Linked DNA regions of Homo sapiens: region 1 is linked to region 2. Evidence: read pairs that join two places in POLR2A ChIA-PET (ENCODE). Cell type or tissue: GM12878. All regions are shown on one strand.

Region 1 (8,000 bases), 250 kb before region 2:
ATGTGTATTGTATGTATGTGCGTATGTGTAATAAATGTGTGTATGTAAATTTACAATGACAAGTACAGTTGGCATAAGCAGGGGTTTGCAGACAAACGTGTTTCAGCACACTGGGCAACATATCAGTCTGTAGCATGTGGTCAGGATGCAAGGGGGATCCGTTAATCCATTAATAACTTAGGGATTTTGTCCTCAGGAATCTCCCAGCCTAGAGGAGGCAATGTCTGTGTTTAAATAACTATAACCCAAGTTAGAAAGCGGCAGGTGCCTTAAGACAGAGCATATACTCCCAGGAGGAAGGAGCCAGAGAATTCATAGAGAAGGAGGTATCTGACCTGGGCCAATTACTTCTTTCTTTGTTTTTTGACTGTTTTTATATTTAGTTAAATATCTGTATATTTCTTTTTTCTTTTCTTTCCTTTTTTTTTTTTTTTTTTTTTGAGAGGGAGTCTTGCTTTGTTGCCTAGGCTGGAGTGCAGTGGCATGATCTCGGCTCACTGCAACCTCCACCTCCCATGTTCAAGTGATTCCCATGCCTCAGCCTTTGGAGTAGCTGGGATTACAGACGCCTGCTACCACGCTTGGCTAATTTTTGTATTTTTAGTAGAGATGGGGTTTCACCATGTTGACCAGGCTGGTCTCAAACTCCCGATCTTAGGTGATCCACCTGCCTCTGCCTCCCAAAGTGCTGAGATTGCAGGCATGAGCCACCGCACCTGGCCAAATATCTCTATATTTCTGTAAATCTATAAATAAAAACACAAACAGATGAACCATCATTGGGCCTTGGGCAGTGGTATGGACATTTGAATTGTTTTTGAAGTTTCTATGTCTCAGCCAGTACAGGTGCTGGCTGTTTCTCCTAGGCAATGGAGCTTTGTAGTACCCCTGTTGTCTGTGCTATACTGCAGGGGGATTGGTCAACAGGATGCATTCCTTTCTGTCACAGTTCATTATACTGGTCAGAGTTCTGAGGTCACCAGCTAACCTGAGCATAATCAGTTCCTTGGAAGACATTGGGTGGAGTGACCTCATAGACTCATAGGAAACCTGAAAAGAAGCCAGGGGAGAAACAATTGTTTTGAAGGAGTAGGGAGATTTCCCAAAGCCCAGCTGGAATGCTGTTGCCAGGAGGAGGAACCAGTTAAGGGGCAGGGACCAGCCTTTTTGGAAATGCTTTGTAGAATGCCCTAGGGAAGAGGAAATACATAAACCAAGGGCCAGGATGCAAACATACTTTTGAATATGTCTCAGATCTGAGTCCACCTGAACGTCTGCAGGCCAAAAAGCATAGCACATCATTCATAGGAACTCCAGAAATGTTGCCCGACTGCCTCCCACAACTTACCGTCAGTGCGGGCATGGAAACCTTCCTGCTTTCTGCTCTGTGTGGGTGGGTGAATGTGAGTGAGGAGAAACACTGTCATCTGGGAGTGAAGAGCCCAGCTTTGCAGTCATTCAGCAGGATGAGGGTGGACTTTTGGCTCTGCCACCAACGCAGTGTGGGCCCTGTGCTCTTCTTGTGTTGCGTGTAAACGAAGACTGATATTTTCTGTTAGATTTCTCAGCGTTATAGGTTATTGGATTTGTTACTGTGTGCTCATGCCAAGAGAAACAGAAGATGTATAAACAGCTAGGTGGTAATCAACTGTTGACTGCTTGTTGTAGCAGAGCCTTCCACAACTTTCTCCTGACCCTCACAAATGCATGTTTTAAAAAAAGAGAGGGACCTATTGTAGGCATTATTCAGCAACTTGTTATTTTCACTTCTCTTGAGCTTACACACCCCTGAATTTAAGCTCTTTTGATAACAAATAATTGAAAAAAGTGCATGGCAGGTTGTAGGTGCTCATTGTGGGATGAATGAATGAATGAGCCAGTGAGTGAGTGTTGTACTCTGGATCTCTCTCCAGGTCAGTAGTTTTTAGTAGTTATGTCACACTGAATTGCTCTAGTCTTTTTCAGACTTGTACTAGCAATGTATGAGTACCCCTGTATTAGTTCGTTCTCACATTGCTATAAAGAACCACCTGAGACTGGGTGATTTATGAAGAAAAGAGGTTTAATTGACTCAGTTTCACAGGCTTAGCAGGAAGCATGGCTAGGAGGCCTCAGGAAACTACAATCATGGTGGAAGGGGAAGCAAGCGTGTCTTACCATGGCAGAGCAGGAGAGAGACAGAGAGCGTGAGGGGGGAAGTGCCACATGCTTCAGATCTCCGAGAACACACTTACTGTCATGAGAATAGCAAGGGGGAAATTCGCCTCCATGATCTAATCACCTCCCATCAGGTCCCTCCCCTGCCACACAGGGATTACAATTTGCCGTGAGATTTGGGTGAGGACACAGAGCCTAACCATATCAACCCCTTTTACTGGGCATTTCCACCAGTGCTAGATGTTGTATTGTTTTTGCTAATCTCATGGCTGAAAATGGTATTATAGTCTTAATTATTTTTAACTAAAAACTGTTTTTCACCATTCTGTTTCTATGGAGCACTTTTATTTTAATTTGTGTTTTCCTGAGTACTGGTGAGGTTGAGCACCATTTCACCTTTTTTCTTTATTTTTTCTTCTGTGAATTCCATACCTATATCCTTTCTCCGTTTTTCCGTCTACTGGATTGTTTTGAATTTTTAGGAACTCTTTGTATATTAGGGCTATAAATTATTTGTTGTGTGCATTGCAAATGTGTCCCCAGCTATTGTTTCTATAGTTTGTTTTTACATTGTTTAGGTGTGTTTTGCCATAAAATTTTAAGATTTTTTGCAAATTTCTATTTCTATTTCTTTGTAAAAATGTTTGTTTCTTCTTCCATCCATGGTCTAAATGAAATTACAGATCAGTCTCATATGAATGTAATATGTGTCTATTAATGCATATATATGTTTATATATTTGCAACATTTTAAAGTAGGTTTCTAAATCAAATAATAATTTGAATACAGTAGTGTATTAAAAGATTAATTTTTCATGACCAAACAAGGTTTACTCTAGCAATGCAAGGATAGCATAACATGAGGTATTGTGTCGGCTGGAGAAACTTCTAGCTCAGGGATTAGAGCATGGTTTGCCCCAGTCCTGCCATTTACTAATTCTCTGACGTTAGCCAAATTAGTTAATCTCCCTGAGCTTCAGTCTCCTCATCTATAAAATTGGCAGGACAATTACAATACTGCTGTATAGGGTTGATGGAAGGACGAAATGGGGTATCTGTGAAATGATTAGACCTGGGTTTGGTGCATAATAAGTGCTCAGTTAATGTTATACATCACAATTCACTGTATCACATTAAAAAGAAAACCCATGTGGTTATGTTAGCATATTTAAAAGGCATGTAATACAATTCTGCCGCTAATCTTAATGAAAATCTAAAACAGTCATAGAATCTACATAAATACAGAAATAGGTGCCAACACCCAGCAGCAAGCCTGTTAAGTGGCCATTCTGTGACACTCCAGGCATGACAGGGAGGCCTGCATTTAGCACTGTTGCCTCAAATCGATGATCCTGTGGACTTGTCAGGCTTTTGGGGAGAGGAGCCAGTCTGTCGCCTGGGCTGGCCAGTGTTGCCTCTGCTCTGTCTGGAGCAAGTGTGCATTAAGGCCTGCGCTTGCCAGTGGCCTTTCACCAGGGTGTAGCTTCTGGCCTTGCTCTATAGGAACCAGGAATTCCTGGGGTTGGGCTGGGAAGAGGATCGTTAAAGTGATAAGCCTGGAGGCATTTTGAGAACTACCTGTGACATTTAGAGTGAGGAGGGTCAGCAGTGGGTGGGTTAGCCTGGCAGGTGCCAAGGTTCTGTACTCCCTCTAGGTGAAGAATTAGCACAGGCATAGTTTCTAGCCCCCTTTTCCTCTCCTACATGCAAAATAAGATGATGAATGTTCTCCAAATGACAGAGGAGGGGAAGGCCTCAATGCTGTGAACTCTGTAGGGTTTCAGCTCAGATTGGACCTTCCAGACTGGCCTGGAAAGCCATGGGGGCCAGGGTGTCTCAGCATTGGCCCGCTTTTGGCCTGGTATTTGTTGAACATCTATCAGTGGGTCTTTTTCTTGTGTCTGTCTTACAGCATTTCTCTCATCTACCCCTAGTTTAGAAATGTTTTCTTAGATAACTTAAAATTCATGTAAAATAAGAGGTGATGGATATATAAGTTTTGGAACATACTAATAAATGCCTGGGAGCCAACCTCCTAGCTGGAGAACTAAACCACTGTGCACCACAGGGAAACTCCTAGTGGGTGCTCCCTGCCAGGGGGTAAAGGCATTCTAGAATAGTTCATCATTCCTGCACCTTTTTTTTTTTTTTAAAGAATATTGACAAGGCTCTGGTTAGAAAAAGGGAAAAAAAAAAGAATACTTATACACATGTATCTGTAAATAATATATTCTATTTTTGTTTATGAATTTTATAAAAAGAGACTCATAAGTAATCTGCAAATTTCATTTTTCATTCATTTTTACAGCTGGATAATTTTTCATTGTGTGCATGCTATATATATATATATTTGTATATATTTTTTATTTTTGTAGAGACAGGGTCTTGCCCGAACTCCTGAGCTCGAGCAATTCTCCTGCCTCAGCCTCCCAAAGTGCTGGGATTATAGGCATGAGCCACCATGCCCAGCCCCCTTTCTACCTTTTAATAGATATATTTTAGTTTTATTTGTCTTATGAGTAAACCACAAGAATGGGGACTTTCTCTAATGGATTTCTGTATCCTGTGAAAGTACTAAAACTTGTGGTGAATATGGTGGGAGCGTCCTCCATGCTAATAACTGAGTATTGGCATTGGATTTAAGGGAGTCAGTAGGTTAAACTGATACAGATTGGACCTTAGAGAGGGTGATGTGAGTGTCAGAACAAGACCAAAATGCCACCCTTGTTACAATGTAGTAGAAGTGGTGGACTAGAGCTCATCTGCAGTGCAGGCAGGTGGGCTTGCTGACTCTCCCTGACCCACATTCTAGGCCCTGGCACAGTCTACTCAAAGGTCAGCTGGGTCTGCAGAGGAGATATCCTTGCTCCAGCTGGCTGCCTTGCATCAATCTGGGGTGGAGAGGAAAGGAAAAGAGGACTAATTCCCAAAGCTTATGTTGTTGTTGTTGTTCCTTCTCCTCGTCCTCCTCCTCCTCTTCTTCTTCTTCTTTCTCTTTTCTTCCTCTCCTCCTCCTCCTCCTCCTTCTTCTCTTTTCTTTTCTTTTTTTTTTTTTTTTTGAGACAAGATCTCACTGTGTTGCCCAGGCTGGAGTGCAGTGGCACAATCTCAACTCACTGCAACCTCCACCTCCCAGGTTTAAGCAGTTACGGTGCCTCAGCCACCCGAGTAGCTGGGATTACAGGCACACACCACCATGCCCAGCTAATTTTTGTATTTTTAATAGAGGCAGGGTTTCACCATGTTGGCCATGGCTGGTGCTTATGATCTTTTAATGGATGGCCTCTACCCAGACAAGAAGCCTGTATGTGGTACTTCTGCCCCTACTCACCAGGAAGAGCACTCTCCTCTACTGTTCTCCAGTGGGGAGGAGTTAGGCGTGGCTTAGACCAGGAGCATTGAGGGAATGGAAATCATTGGCAAAGGGGAGCTGGCATCCTTCCCTACTGTTTAGAAGTAGATCATATCTAATTAACAGGTGAATGCTCTGGGTATGGCACCTGCTATTTGGTGCTCATGGGAAAGGGCCTTGGGTAGACGGTTCAGGCGCCAGGCCCTTGGTGGAACTGGCTTTTGTTTTTCATTGTACCTAGTCATGGTACACTGGATGGCGGATAACCGGAAGCAGAGTCGACATAGGGATACGGAGGGAAGGAGACTTACATAGATTTCAGGACAACAGTGAGCTGCCAGGCACCAGGCCAGGTGCTTTATCTCATGTAATCCACTTGGTAACATGTGAGGTGGGAGATGCTGGTCCTTTTTATACAGGTGAGGAAACAGAGGCTCTGAGGTAAATTGAATTGCGATTCCACAGCTCGTGGGCTGTGAGCTGGCATTTGTATCAGGCTACAAGTTAAGGCTACGCTTCTGTTCTTGGTACTTGGCATCCACACCTGAGCTATGTGTCCCCAAGGATGAGGCTGCCATTTCTCTCGTGGGCTTTTCTCTTTTCCTCTTTTAGCATATGCTGTGCCCCTAGACCCTAAGCCCTGTGCTAGGTGCCAAGGAAACAAGGGCAATGAGGGATGATGGAGACGGGAGTGGAGGATGGGCCCAGGCCTAAGACTGGAGTGTAGCAGGCCTGTTTCTGTGTCAGTTACAGGGGAGAGCAGCCAACCCAGTCTGGGTTTATGGGGCAGGGGGCCATGCGTGGCACAAGTGTGGGGCTTGCCACACCTGGGCGGAGACAGGCAGGCATGTTGGCTGGAGAGCTTGCTTGCGAGCTTTGCAGCTATCAAATGTGTAAATTCCAAAGTGTATATGTAGAGTTTCTGATTGAATGAAACATTTGAAAAATGAATGGGGAAAGCATCTGGAGTCTTTTTCTCAATGAGAAGTTAAAGGAGGAAGCTTCAGTGGAGCCTTGTTGACAAAAAACAGTGTGGTACAGATTCCCAGTTGCATAATTCAGAGCACTGGGGAAGTTTTGACCTGTGTTTTGCTCGTCAATTCCTGAGCAAGTGGAAATAATGAAGTTGCTCAGGAGGGATTGCCTTGTGGGCGAGACCTGTGACAGAGTCTGTCATTTTGAACCTTCTGTTCTGGAAATACTTTTTACAGTGTCTTCTGCCTTTTTTCTTTTTAAAGATTGTTTTAAAAACACCACTTCTCGCTTTCTCTCCTTATCTTTCAGTAATTTGTTGCAGGGCATTTTGGATAGGAATATTTCACTGATATTCTTGTTTGAGCTGACGGTCATGTCCCAGATGTGTTTGCTGCAGTATGTGGGCAGATATATGACTGCCCTGTCAAAGTTCTTACTTCCGTATTGACCCCAGCCATAAAAGTCATGATAAATCTGGTTCACAATGAACAATCCTCACATGCTGTTCGTAATTAGAAAATCCAGGTGTGTGCTTTTATTTCTAGAATTTTGTCCTGTCTGAAATGTAGGAAGATGCTGTTATAAAGAAGCACATTCAAAGCCATTTAAAAGCACGGTTGAGCTGGGTGCAGTGGCATGCATCTGTAATCCAGGTACACAGGAGGCTGAGGCGGGAACATGGCTTCAGCCCAGGAGTTGAAGTCCAGCCTGGGCAACATAAGAAAAAAAAAAGTAAAAGCATGGCTGACTTTTCTTAGAGTGAGGCAGTAGACTGTGTGCTTCCTGGCGTGGTGTCCAGGTCGGAAAGCCCAGAGGTGGAATTCTCCTTTGGCCACTTTGGGCCCATCCTGGTGCAGAGCTACAACTTCAGGTTTCCTAGTGCACAGTTCTGATCATATCTTTTTTTCCTAGATGTATAAGGAACTATTTTTCTAAAATGGTGGTGGTTTAAAATATATATATATATATTTAGTATTTATTGATGATTCTTGGGTGTTTCTCGGAGAGGGGGATTTGGCAGGGTCATAGGACAATAGTGGAGGGAAGGTCAGCAGATAAACATGTGAACAAGGGTCTCTGGTTTTCCTAGGCAGAGGACCCTGCGGCCTTCCGCAATGTTTATGTCCCTGGGTACTGGAGCTTAGGGAGTGGTGATGACTCTTAAAGAGCATGCTGCCTTCAAGCATCTGTTTAACAAAGCACATCGTGCACCGCCCTTAATCCATTTAACCCTGAGTGGACACAGCACATGTTTCAGAGAGCACGGGATTGGGGGCAAGGCCATAGATCAACAGCGTCCCAAGGCAGAAGAATCTTTCCTAGCACAGAACAAAATGGAGTCTCCTATGTCTACTTCTTTCCACACAGACACAGTAACAATCCGACTTCTCTTTCTTTTCCCCACATTTCCCCCCCCCATTGGACAAAACCGCCATTGTCATCATGGCCCGTTCTCAATGAGCTGCTGGGTACACCTCCCAGACGGGGTGGCGGCCGGGCAGAGGGGCTCCTCACCT
Region 2 (8,000 bases):
AGCAATCCTCCTGCCTCAGCCTCCCAAGCACCTGGGACTACAGGGGTGCGCCACCAGACCTGGCTAATTTTAAAAATTTTTTTATAGAGAGAGGTTCTCATCATGTTGCCCAGGCTGGTCTCGAACTTCTGACCTCAAGTGATCCTCCCACCTTAGCCTCCCAAAGTCTTGAGATTATAAGTTTGAGCCACTGTAACCAGCTGGGCTCTTCTATCTCAAAAGCAAAACTTCAAAATCCAATTTCTTGAGTATTCCAACCTTGATTACAAACAATTTACTAAACTCCCATACATGATCTAAACTGCAATGACAGATTTTGTATGGCTGACTTCCATAAGAATACTTTTACACTTAACACTCTTCTGAAACATCAAGGCCCGGGGATCATTTAGTGCTTCCTCACTTCGTTTTTCTTTTTTTCTTTTTTTTTTTCTTTTTTTTGAGACGGAGTCTTGCTGTGTTGCCCAAGCTGGAGTGCAGTGGCATGATCTCGGTTCACTGCAATCTCCGCCTCCCAGGTTCAAGCAATTCTCCTGCCTCAGCCTCCCAAGTAGCTGGGATTATAGGCGCCTGCCACCATGCCCAACTAATTTTTGTATTTTTAGTAGAGATGGGGTTTCACCATGTTGGTCAAGCTGGTCTCGAACTCCTGACCTGCCAGCCTTGGCCACCCAAAGTGCTGGGATTACAGGTGTGAACCACCGCGCCCAGCCAATGGTTTCTCATTTCTATCATTGCTTTTATCTTCTTAGGGATCTTTTGATTTCTCCCTAGGACTTTGGTGATGGGAGTTTATTTATTTATTTATTTATTGGATACAGGGTCTTGCTTTATCACTCAAGCTGGAATGCAATGGCTAACAGCTCACTGTAGCCTCAACCTCCTGGGCTGAAGCGATCCTGCCATCTCAACCTCCCAAGAAGCTGGGACTACAAGCACACACCACCACACCTGGCTAAAATTTTTATATTTTGTAGAGGCAGGGGTCTTGCTATGTTGCCCAGGCTGCTCTTGAACTCTTGGGCTCAAGTGATCCTCCTGCCTCAGCTTTCCAAAGTGCTAGAATTACAGGGTGAGCTACCCTGCCTGGCCAGTGATGGGATTTTGGTATCTTCCCATGTTTGGAATAATTTTCCAAGACAAGCTGAGGTCACTGCATCTGGATGTTTGACTGCTGGTCCTTGGCTGGAACATAGGACTTGACTGCCTCTGCTGGGATTGCAATGACCTATTTAGTCATTTTGGACATTCTCTGTTGAATCCTCCTTGTCCTTGCAAACTAGGGGTGGCCCCTGTCCTGAATACCTGGCAGAGCCTTGTCTGCCTGGTAGTTGTGTGCAGCTACCAGTGCCCATGAGTCTGTGCTTGCTTTCCTTGGTGCAGTTTCTGCCTCTCCAGGGCTCCAGCCCAGAGCTCTGTGTTTATTCTTTTCTGATTACACAGATAGAAAGCAAACAAATCAGGCCGGGCGTGGTGGCTCACGCCTGTAATCCCAGCACTTTGGGAGGCCGAGGCGGGCAGATCATGAGGTCAGGAGTTCAAGACTAGCCTGACAAACACCCTGAAACCCCATCTCTCCTAAAAAAAAATACAAAAAAATTAGCCGGGCGTGGTCACACGTGCCTGTAATCCCAGCTACTTGGGAGGCTGAGGCAGAAGAATCCCTTGAACCCAGGAGGCAGAGGTTGCAGTGAGCTGAGAACGCGCCACTGCACTCCAGCCTGGCAACAGAGTGAGACTCCGTCTCAAAAAAAAGAAAAAAGAAAGCAAACAGATCTCTTTACTGTTTTTTGTTTGTTTGTTTTTGTTTTTGTTTTTTTTTCGGATGGAGTTTCGCTCTTGTCGCCCAGGCTGGAGTGCAATGGCGTGATCTCGGCTCACTGCAACTTCCGCTTCCCGAGTTCAAGCGATTCTCCTGCCTCCTTGGGATTATAAACTTGAGCCTCCCGAGTAGCTGGGATTACAGGCATGCACCACCATGCCTGGTTAATTTTGTATTTTCAGTAGAGACGGGGTTTCTCCATGTTGGTCAAACTGGTCTCAAACTCCCGACCTCAGGTGATCTGCCCGCCTCAGCCTCCCAAAGTGCTAAGATTACAGGTGTGAGCCACCACGCCCGGCCTAATATGTTAACAATAATAAAAGAAACAAAATGCGTGGACTAACACACCCCCACATATTAAGCTCAGTAAAAATTCAAGTCATATGACAATCATCTTTCGTATTTATTTTTTTCCATACCTAGTCCCACAGACATCTTTCTTATATTACAACTCTTTTTTTTTTTTTTTTTTTTTTTGAGATAGAGTCTCTGTCATGCCAGGCTGGAGTGCAGTGGCATGATCTCAGCTCACTGCAACCTCCGCCTCCTGGGTTCAAACAGTTCTCCTGCCTCAGCCTCCCGAGTAGCTGAGATTACGGGTGCATGCCACCACACCGGTCTACATTTTGTATTTTTAGTAGAGATGGGTTTTCACCATGTTGGTCAGGCTGGTCTCGAACTCCTGACCTCAATTATGATCCACCCACCTCAGCCTCCCAAAGTGCCGGGATTACAGGTGTGAGCCACTGTGCCCGGCTTTTTTTTTTTTTTTTTTTTTTTGTAGAGGTAGGGTCTTACTATGCTCCCCAGGCTGGTCTTGAATTCCTGGGCTCAAACGATCCTCCTGCCTCAGCCTCCCAAAGTGTTGGGATTATAGGCGTGAGCCACTGTGCCCAGCCAGGGAATAATTTTTTATGCTCATATTATCACAGCTTGGCTGATGCTGGGGAGACTTTGGTTGTTTCCATTGCCTGTCCCATATTCCCCTAACATGTGTGAGTGTGGCCTTCCTTTCTGGCCACCCCAGGCCATTCTGGGTCATTCTAATTTTTTTTTTTTTTTTTTTTTTTTGAGACGGAGTCTCATTTTGTCACCCAGGCTGGAGTGCAGTGGCAACATCTCAGCTCACTGCAAGCTCCGCCTTCCTGGGTTCATGCCATTCTCTTGCCTCAGCCTCCTGAGTAGCTGGGACTACAGGCGCCCGCCACCACGCCCGGCTAATTTTTTGTATTTTCAGTAGAGACGGGGTTTCAGCGTGTTAGCCAGGATGGTCTCGATCTCCTGACCTTGTGATCCACCCGCCTCAGCCTCCCAAAGTGCTGGGATTACAGGCGTGAGCCACCGCGCCCGGCCTAATTTTTTTTTTTTATATGCTCCAAGGGATACTGGTTTCCTTTAGTGGATAAGGGTCTAAGAGACTTATATCTGGGTACCAAGGTGCCCATGAGACTGGGGGTGGGCAAGGAGCTATTGTGGCTTTCAGGCAACTCTTGTCAAAAACAAAGCCGGAAGCCAGGCGCGGTGGCTCACGTCTGTAGTCCTAGCATTTTGGGAGGCCAAGGTGGGTGGATTGCCTGAGCTCAGGAGTTCGAGACCAGCCTGGGCAACATGGTGAAACCCTGTCTCTACTAAAAATACAAAAAATTAGCCAGGCGTGGTGGTGCATGCCTGTAATCACAGCTACTCGGGAAGCTGAGGCAGGAGAATCGCTTGAACCCAGGAGGCGGAGGTTGCAGTGAGCCAAGATTACATCACTGCACTGCAGCCTGGGCGACAGAGCGAGACTCTGTCTCAAAAAAAAAAAAAGAAAGAAAAGAAAAGAAAAAACACAAAAAAACCAAAGCCGGAAATAACTCATACTTTTAAGGTCATAAATGGACAGTAAGTTCCTTCAGTCTGTGGTTTTGTTAACAGACATTAATAACATTGTTATTGTTAATTCTGTATTGACAAGGGCGAGCCACAGCAGTCACTGTGACACTGGCTGGCTCAGCAGGGGACAGGAAAGGGATGAAGAAGACAGGGAAGGAAGGGTCAGAAACAGCGAGTGGAGGTGATTTGTTTGAGAAATCTGGTTGACAGGAGGAGAGAGCTGGCAGTCACAGGGTGGAGGGAGGAGTGTTTGCTTTGCTTTTTGTTTTCTTGTCCTTTTCTTGGGATGGGAGAGGCTCAAGCTTGCTCATGGGTGGAGTGGAAAGTGCCAGTACCCATAAGAGTGTATCAATCAAAATTCCTGCTTGTACAAGGGAAAGTAAGAAGCTGGGTGTGTAATCCCCACACTTTGGGAGGCCAAGATGGGCGGACCACCTTAGGTCCAGGGTTGGAGACATGGCGAAACCCTGTCTCTACTAAAAATACAAAAACTAGCTGGATGTGGTGATGTGCGCCTTTAGTCCTAGCTACTAGGGAGGCAGAGGCTCGAGAATTTCTTGAACCCAGGAGGCCGAGGTTGCAGTGAGCCCAGATCGTGCTACTGCATTCCAGCCTGGGCGACAGGGAGACTCTGTCTTAAAAAAAAAAAAAAAAAAGAAAAGTGAAAGAATCCAGCTTGTCTGGTTAAACCAAACCGTGTAACAGGAAAGCCCAGGTGGGGATGGAAGCAGGGAGATCACCAGGTCAGGCCCAGCTGGACATGGCTCCAGGGATGCCCTGACTCAGTTCTGTGTGTGTAACTAGCTCCATTCATGGGGGACTGGGCTCTATTCTGAGATGGGCCCTCCCCTCATGTGGCAATGAGATATCACCGAGTCCAGAAAAAGACAACACACCTAGAAGCCATCCAGAAGAGGACACACCTCTGTCCCAGACTTCTATCATTAAGACCATGTGGGTCACATCATCTCTGGACCAGTCTCTGGCTGGGTGTTGTGAACAGTCCAGGGTCAGAAATAACCAGGCCCACGTTTGTGTCTTTCCACAATGTCAGGATTTTAGCAGATTTTTTTGTGTTTCAATCACAAAAGCCATGAGCTCCATGGGGTTCCCAAGGAGGCATTCTCATTGCTTCCCATTTACTCAGTAGTCAGAGCCACAGGCACACAGGCTCAAGCCACTCCACAAGTCAGTCAATACTGCAAACCATACACAGTAGTGTGCTTAGTCTATATATAAATGTTACAGATTAAACATTCCACAACAAAGTCACACTTAACATCAAGAGGAAAGAGAGGCTGGGTGCGGTGGCTCACGTCTGTAATCCCAGCACTTTGGGAGACTGAGGCGGGCAGACTGCCTGAGGTCAGGAGTTCGAGACCAGCCTGGCCAACATGATGAAACCCCGTCTATACTAAAAATACCAAAAAAATAAAAAAAAATAAAAGCCAGGCATGGTGACAAGTGCCCATAATCCTAGCTACTCAGGAGGCTGAGGCACTAGAATTGCTTGAGCCTGGGAGGCAGAGATTGCAGCAGTGAAGACAGAGCAAGACCCTGTCTCAAGAAGAAAAAAAGATGGAGTTACTTATGTCAAGGGAGCCACTGCTTTAAACTGGCTCACAGGCCCGCCTTGGAGCTGGGGACAGGTCAACCACACCAAACCCAGGTGGAATTCCTCAGGAAGTATTTAGTGTGCTGTTACCAGACAGTTGGCAGAGAGAAGAAAGAAAGATCCCTGTCCACCAGAAAGTTGGAGCTAGGGGCCAGACAGGGGGTGATCAATGAGAGCAGGCACACAGGGGATGAGAGGAGACGGACCCTGTGCCTTGCCTCTGCCTGTGCTGTTCCTTCTGCCAGGAGAGCCTTATGGAGTAATTGACAGAACCTCCCCTCCCGTGTAAGCAGTGGTCTAGATGTTGACATCCTGCCTTTCTTCTCTAGGGCCCAGGAAATGCCTGTTGAAATAAATTGCTGGAAAGCCACCACACCACGAACCGTGCAAATTGTCAGACTGTTCTTTCCCATGTGGATATGAAATCTGCTTTGGAGCATGGGCCCAGTGGGGCTGCAGGGAGCCCACCACCTTCCAGGACCACTACTGTCTTAGCCAGGACTAAGAGTTATGGACTGAGACCTATTAACTGAGGGCCCTTAGGCAAGGCTGTGCCTGGCTCCTTAAGCCCCAGGGTCCTCCTGGGTAAGGGGTGCCCCTGGAAAGGGCTTAGCAAGTGGTAGGAGTTCACCCCAACAGTAACTATGCCAGTGCTTTATCCTTCCCTTATTGCAGGTAGACCAAAGTGGCCACAGGCTTTCTATTCAACATTCACAACCAGATGACCAGCTCCAGTTTACTGATGGGAGAGAAACCCATTGGTTCAAAGAGTTTAAGAATTTCAGCCTAGCTGGGCGCGGTGGCTCACGCCTGTAATCCCAGCACTTTGAGAGGCCGAGGCGGGCGGATCACAAGGTCAGGAGTTCGAGATCAGTCTGGCCAACACAGCGAAACCCCGTCTCTACTAAAAATACAAAAAAAAAAAAAAAATTAGCCGGACGTGGTGGCCGGTGCCTGTAGTCCCAGCTACTTGGGAGGCTGAGGCAGGAAAATGACGTGAACCCGGGAGGCAGAGCTTGCAGTGAGCTGAGATCGCGCCACTGCACTGCACTTCAGCCTGGGCGACAAAGTGAGACGCCGTCTCAAAAAAAAAAGAAATTCAGCCTAGAAGCTGGGCGAGGTGGCTCACACCTGTAATCCCAGCACTTTGGGAGGCCAAAGCGGGAGGATCATTAGAGGTCAGGTGATCAAGACCAGCCTGACCAACGTGGTGAAACCCTGTCTCTACTAAAAATATAAAAAAATTAGCCAGGTGTGGTGGCGGGCACCTGTAATCCCAGCTACTCGTGAGGCTGAGGCAGGAGAATCACTTGAACTCAGGAGGCAGAGGTTGCAGTGAGCCGAGATTGCGCCATTGCACTCCAGCCTGGGTGACAAGAGCAAAACTCCATCTCAAAAAAAAAAAAAAAGAGCCAGGCATTGTGGTGCACACCTGTGGTCCCAGCTACCCAGGAGGCTGAGGCAGGAGGATCACTTGTGCCTGGGAGGTCAAGGCTGCAGTGAGTTGGAATCACATCACTGCACTCCATCCTGGGCAACAGAGTGAGACCCTGTCTCTAAATAATAATAATAATAATAATAAATCCCAGCCTGAGTAAGAGTGTCTCAAAAAAAGAAAGAAAAAAAAATCTGCCCACACCCACCCTGCTAAGAGAGGCAGATTCAACCCCAGGCAGATCACTCTCTTCTTTCACAAGCATCCCAGCCCTCTCCATCTCCAACCAGAAAGCCAGCCACGAGCCATGCCTTCCCTTCCTCTCAGAGCCTGTGTGCTCAACCTTAGGAGGAAAGGGACCTGCCAGGGTGCTAGGAGGGAGGGAAGAGGGGAGCACTGGGCTCAGAGGCGGAGGGGGTGCTCCGGGGGTCAGGAGAGCCCAGGGCAACATGGGCCAGGCTGTGCTTCCAGGGCAGAGTTTCACAGATGAGTGAACTGAGGCCAGGGCAGGTCAGACACATAGGCTCTTTTGTCCCCTGCTTCCTCCTTCACGCCCTGGCCTCTGAAGCTCTCCCTGCAGTCGGGACAGGTCAGGCTAGAAAATAATTTGGCCTCAAAGGCTGCTGGGGCTTTGGGGGTCAGGCAAATTTGAATTCCAACCTCTGCTTGTTTTTTCCTTTCTTACCTTTATTTTGAGATAGGATCATTTTATGTTGCCCAGGCTGGTCTTGAACTCCTGGGTTCAAATGATCCTACTGCCTCAGCCTCTGTGAGCTTAGGTTAATTTCCATCTTGGGCTCAGTATTTTTCTTTTTTCTGGGACGGGGTCTCGCTCTCACCTAGGCTGGAGTGCAGTGGCATGATCTCGGCTCACTGCAATCTCTGCCTCCCAGGTTCGAGCAATTCTGCCTCAGCCTCCTGAGTAGCAGGGATGACAGGCAGGCACCACCACATCTGGCTAATTTTTGTATTTTTAGTAGAGATGGGATTTTGCCATGTTGGCCAGGCTGGTCTTGAACACCCGAGCTTAGGTGATCCGCATGCCTCGGCCACCCAAGTGCTGGGATTACAGGCTTAAACCACTGCACCCAGCCAACAGCCTCCGTTTTTTTTTGTTTGTTTGTTTTTGAGATGAAGTCTCGCTCTGTCGCCATACTGGAGTGCAGTGGCATGATCTCAGCTCACTGCAACCTCTGCCTCCCAGGTTCGAGTGATTCTCCTGCCTCAGCCTCCCGAGGAGCTGGGACTACAGGGGC

Evidence for each region. ChIA-PET counts read pairs that join two places held together with the same protein. Peaks named below come from ENCODE experiments on the same cell type or tissue, not always from the same donor. Only the 100,000 strongest peaks of a DNase experiment are listed, where the experiment ranks them.
Region 1: POLR2A ChIA-PET joins it to region 2 with 7 read pairs; 2 of 35 experiments call an interaction of 5 or more read pairs at or near these places.

Annotation. Positions count from the first base shown.
Region 1 is chr22:42,971,964-42,979,963 of GRCh38, reverse strand. The region is part of intron 1 of PACSIN2 (protein kinase C and casein kinase substrate in neurons 2); the gene reads left to right. Among named protein-coding and RNA genes, the nearest start is that of PACSIN2, 39 kb to the left of the region's middle. In GM12878, no CTCF peak of the experiment used is centred here; no DNase peak of the experiment used is centred here; H3K4me3 peaks cover 417 bases; H3K27ac peaks cover 1,637 bases.
Region 2 is chr22:42,723,438-42,731,437 of GRCh38, reverse strand. No RefSeq gene overlaps it. Among named protein-coding and RNA genes, the nearest start is that of A4GALT, 6.6 kb to the right of the region's middle. In GM12878, no CTCF peak of the experiment used is centred here; a DNase peak (open chromatin) is centred at 3,723.